Regions from separate parts of the Homo sapiens genome. Here region 2 is linked to region 1. A link is an interaction called in ENCODE POLR2A ChIA-PET data of the cell type or tissue named here. Cell type or tissue: Panc1. All regions are shown on one strand.

Region 1 (2,500 bases):
GAGACCAGCCTGACCAACATGGAGAAACCCCGTCTCTACTAAAAATACAAAAAAATTAGCTGGGCGTGGTGGCGCATGCCTGTAATCTCAGCTACTCGGGAGGCTGAGGTAGGAGAATCGCTTGAATGCAGGAGGCGGAGGTTGCGGTGAGCCAAGATCGCGCCATTGCACTCCAGCCTGGGCAACAAGAGCAAAACTCTGTCTCAAAAAAAAAAAAAAAAAAAAAAAAAGATTGACTTTTGAATATTAACCTGTATCCTCCAGCCTTGGTATAATTGCTTATTATTTCCAAAGCTTTTTTGATTCTTTCAGGTTTTCTACCTAGGAAATTATGTCATTAGCAAACAAAGACAGTTTTATTTCTTCTTTCCCCATCTGTATGCCTTTTATTTCCTTTTATTAACTTATTGTGTTGGCTAAAACTTCCAGTAGGATGTTGAAAAGCAGTGGTGAGAGGGGACATTCTTGCCTTGTCCCTGATCTTACCAGAAAAGCTTCAAGTTTGTCGCTATAAAGTATATAGTTAGCTGTAGTTTTTTTGTGGATGCTCTTCATCAAGTTGCTTTCTAACCCACAAAATGTCTATTTCCCATGATTCAACCTAATAACAACGTGGGAAAACATTCATTGATTTGTAGTATTTTGTGAACATTCTTGATGGCCAAGTATTGTCGATGAACAATGCAGTAACTTGCTGAGTGGGCGGGTCACGAGGTGAGGAGATCAAGACAATCCTGGCCAACATGGTGATACCCCGTCTCTACTAAAAATACAAAAGTTAGCCAGGCGTGGCAGCACATACGTGCCTGTAATCCCAGCTACTCAGGAAGCTGAGGCAGGAGAATTGCTTGAACCTGGGAGGGGGAGGTTGCAGTGAGCAGAGATTGCACCACTGCACTCCAGCCTGGCTACAGAGCTAGACTCTGTCTCAAAAAATAATAATAATAATAATAGAAATAAAAACCAAACAAGCAAAAACAAGACAAAATAAAAACCAACCCTCTTTGCCACTGCTGGAAGCGGTTGGCTGCATCACACCAACTCTTAACTCTGAACATTGGTAATTTAAGAGGAAACTATTCAGCATGTATGGGAAGTAATTAGGGTTGAAATATCATGATACTTGGTTTTTACTTTATATATTATATGTACTTTATATGTAATTATGTATTATTATGTTTTTTCATATAGATGGAAAAATGTTGCAAAATATCAACAATTGCCACCTAGGTTGTGGGTTTACGAGTGTTCATTGTGCTATTCTATCTTTCTGTGGATTCAAAGCTTTCTATGAAAAAAAGTTTAAAAAGTAAGAATTTCTCTTACTTTTCCTATTTAACCATTCGTCAGAAAGTGTTTTTTTTTTGTTTTTTGTTTTTGTTTTTTTTTTGAAACTTAGTCTCGCTCTGTCTCCCAGGCTGGAGTGCAACGGCGCGATCTGGGCTCACTGCAAGCTCCGCCTCCCGGGTTGACGCCATTCTCCTGCCTCAGCCTCCCGAGAAGCTGGGACTACAGGCGCCCGCCACCACCAGGCGCCCGGCTAATATTCTGTATTTTGTTTAGTAGAGACGGGGTTTCACCGTGTTAGCCAGGATGGTCTCAATTTCCTGACCTCGTGATCCACCTGCCTTGGCCTCCCAAAGTGCTGGAAAGAAAGATGTTTTTATATGTTCCCTAGCATTTTTTTTGAGATGGAGTTTTGCTCTTGTTGCCCAGGCTGGAGTGCAATGCTGTGATCTCAGCTCACCACAACCTCCACCTCCTGGGTTCAAGCGATTCTCCTGCCTCAGTCTCCCAGGTAGCTGGAGTTACAGGCATGCGCCACCACGCCCAGCTAATTTTGTATTTTTAGTAGAGACGGGGTTTCTCCATGTTGGTCAGGCTGGTCTCAAACTCCCGACCTCAGGTGATCTGCCCACCTCGGCCTCCCAAAGTACTGGGATTACAGGCGTGAGCCACCGTGCCTGGCCTTCTCCGGCATTTTAGTTGCACTATACCGGGAGCAGTTTCTCTGAATCATATTGCCTGACTCCTTAAACTTGTTTTTGTTTAATAACGTTGTTCATTGTATAGCTAAACCATAATGTTTTAAAGTAGTCCCCTATTGGCTGGGTGTAGTGGCTCACGCCTGTAATTCCAGTACTTTGGGAGGCCAAGATGGGAGGATCTCTTGAGACCAGGAGTTCGAGACCAGTCTGGTCAACATAGTGTGACCTCATCTCTTAAAAAAAAGAAAAAATGGCCGGGCGCGGTGGCTCATGCCTGTAATCCCAGCACTTTGGGAGGTCGAGGCGGGCGGATCACGAGGTCAGGAGATCGAGACCATCCTGGCTAACATGGTGAAATCCCGTCTCTACTAAAAATACAAAAAAAATTAGCAGGGCGTGGTGACTGGGGCCTGTAGTCCCAGCTACTTGGGCGGCTGAGGCAGGAGAATGGCGGGAACCCAGGAGGCGGAGCTTGCAGTGAGCCGAGATCACGCCACTGCACTCCAGCCTGG
Region 2 (2,500 bases), 890 kb before region 1:
GGATTTTCAGGATTGGAAGAAAAATCTCAAGTTTTCTTGACCAGCTTCTTCGCAATGCAGGGATACTGCGGAACCCTAGGAAGGTCACCCAGCTTCCAGAGGATACCTGTGGGAATGGGAACTTGCTACCTAGAGGTTTATTCCACTCAAACACTGGGTGGCTCTGATCCACTATTACCAGTTCAGGAGAAGGCCCTGTCATTCTGCGGGCTTCTGTTTTAATCCGGCATTGTTGAGAAACACACCCCGACAAAGTGCCTGAAACCTTGTGGCCGCTACCCCCTTGTCCCAGGAGATGTGTGTCTGTGGGATGTGGGCCACACTTGCATGAGGAAGAATGAATATACGTGTGTGTGTGTGTGTGTGTGTGTGAGCATGCTCATGGAGGATGTTTAATCAGCTTCATGCTGGGTGTGCCAGGCCAATACAAACATCTGCCAGGGACCTGAAGCATGACTGAAAAGATCAGGGACACAAGAACGCGGCTGCGACTCCCTGAGAGCTTCATTGTTCCTTCAGGCCACTTGGGAAGGTTCACTCAGCAGGCGTCTCCCGCGGTGACTCATCATGGGGCAAGGACAGCAAGGGCTGAGCCGGGCTCACTACCCTGCACTGGGCAGGGGGCGGGTAGGAGGTAGAGGGGTGAATGCTCCATCAGAGCTGCATGGAAACCACAGGTGGCCTCTGGGTTTTCTCCCCTGTCTCTGTGGATGGCAGTTGGTTCAGAAGTTCTGAACAGACCTCCAGAGCAAAGCAGTTCCCAGTTTCCCACGCAGTACAGCTAGCTCAGTCCCATTCCACTCCATCCTGATGGGCATTCGAATTTACGTCAAGTCTAAATCCGTTCTGTTCCTGTGGAATGATCTGTTCCTGTGGAATGATCTGTTCCTGTGGGAGCTTTTCAGTATTCTGGTTGTGTGTGTGTGTGTGTGTGTGTGTGTTATAAATTCCAAAAAAGATACTATTCCAATGTATTCATTGAGTCATTACTCAGTAGACACACATGGAGCTTCTACTGTGTGCCAGGCTCTAGTGATCTGGCAAATGACAGCTCTTTGCCTCAGTTTCCTCATCCGTCTAAGGGGAAAGCAACACCACCTCCCCCACAGGGCTGTTGTGAGGCACAGCACTCAATACACGTTACAGAAAATAAAGATGCACATGGAGTGGATAGACGGTTCTACAGACGCAGCCCCCAGGAAGGCATGGGGGACAGCCCAGTTGTGCCCCTCGATGTCAATCTGTCCTCCTACAGCCCACAGTGCTACAGCTGGGCTGCCACAGCCAGGCCTTTCGGGAGGATCCACCAATAGGCTTCAGGGCCCAGGGCCAAGTACATTACGCAGCAAATAGACCAAGGAAGGAACTAGGAGCCTGGAACTCTCAGGCAGGGGGTGGGGAATTGCTTTCTTAAGACACTTTCTCCTAAGAAAGAACAACAACAACAAAAAAGACACTTTCTCCTTTATTCCCCTCCCCGAAAGAGGATTCTATCTAACAAGGAATGCTTGCTAGAAGTAGAGGTGGGTACATTTAGAAGATGTTTTCTTGTCTCAGGAAGAGAGAATCTGTTTCCCCTACCCTCCTGCCCTGGTGATTCAGGGCTGTGATGGAAGAGGCCCCAGCTGCCTCTTCCGCATATCATTTTGGGAAGGTCAATGACACAGCCACTTCTAGTTTCTGTAACTCATTCTTGCTGGAATTGCCCTCAGCTCTCTGTGAAGTGACAGGCCTGTCTGCTGGGTTTCAAGGGATAATTTTACATGTTCTACAGGGTAAATTATTAGCTGTCCAAAACCCCCTAGAAAACAATGCTCTGTCTTCCATATCATAGAGCTCTGAGCTGCATCATCTCTGTAGGTTTTTTCCTGCTGTGGGGGCGGTCACAGTAGGTGAGGGAGCCTAAGTTTGTGCAGCAGCTACGGAAGGTCACATTGTTCCAGAAATCGGCTCTGGGAAGGTGGGCAGCCAGGGGATGGGATTGGGAACTGCAAATTCCTAAAATCTTTAGAAAACAAGAAAGTTTGGGCTGGGTGTGGTGGTTCATGCCTGTAATCCCAGCACTTTTGGAGGCAGAGACAGGCGGATCACTTAAGGTCAGGAGTTTCAGACCAGCCTAGCCAACATGGTAAAACCCTGTCTCTACTAAAAATATGAAAACTAGCCGGGCATGGTGGCAGGCACTTGCAATCCCAGCTACTTGGGAGGCTGAAGCAGGAGAATCACCTGAACCCGGAAGGCAGAGGTTACAGTAAGCTGAGATCCCGTCACTGCACTCTAGCCTGGGTGACAAGAGCAAAAAACTGTCTCAAGGAAAAAAAAAAAAACAAAAACCAAGAAAGTTGTTTTCTTGGGACTGTCTTTGCCCTTCATTTCTGACCTGCATTTCTAGAGAGCTCTAGAAATGCAGAATTAAAGAAAAAATTACAGGATTAGATAAAATCAAAGGAGGCCTGGGAGGAATCCAGGTGCCATGAAGACTCAGCCACTGCGGCCTCTG

Evidence for each region. ChIA-PET counts read pairs that join two places held together with the same protein. Peaks named below come from ENCODE experiments on the same cell type or tissue, not always from the same donor. Only the 100,000 strongest peaks of a DNase experiment are listed, where the experiment ranks them.
Region 2: POLR2A ChIA-PET joins it to region 1 with 9 read pairs; 2 of 35 experiments call an interaction of 5 or more read pairs at or near these places.

Annotation. Positions count from the first base shown.
Region 1 is chr11:66,379,704-66,382,203 of GRCh38, forward strand. No RefSeq gene overlaps it. Among named protein-coding and RNA genes, the nearest start is that of SLC29A2, 9.2 kb to the left of the region's middle. In Panc1, no CTCF peak of the experiment used is centred here; no DNase peak of the experiment used is centred here.
Region 2 is chr11:65,491,447-65,493,946 of GRCh38, forward strand. No RefSeq gene overlaps it. Among named protein-coding and RNA genes, the nearest start is that of LINC02736, 4.6 kb to the left of the region's middle. RefSeq lists silencers at 216-717, 2,412-2,500, enhancers at 392-686, 1,523-2,033, 2,034-2,500, 2,037-2,166, 2,412-2,500 and a cis regulatory region at 2,445-2,500. In Panc1, no CTCF peak of the experiment used is centred here; no DNase peak of the experiment used is centred here; H3K27ac peaks cover 2,500 bases.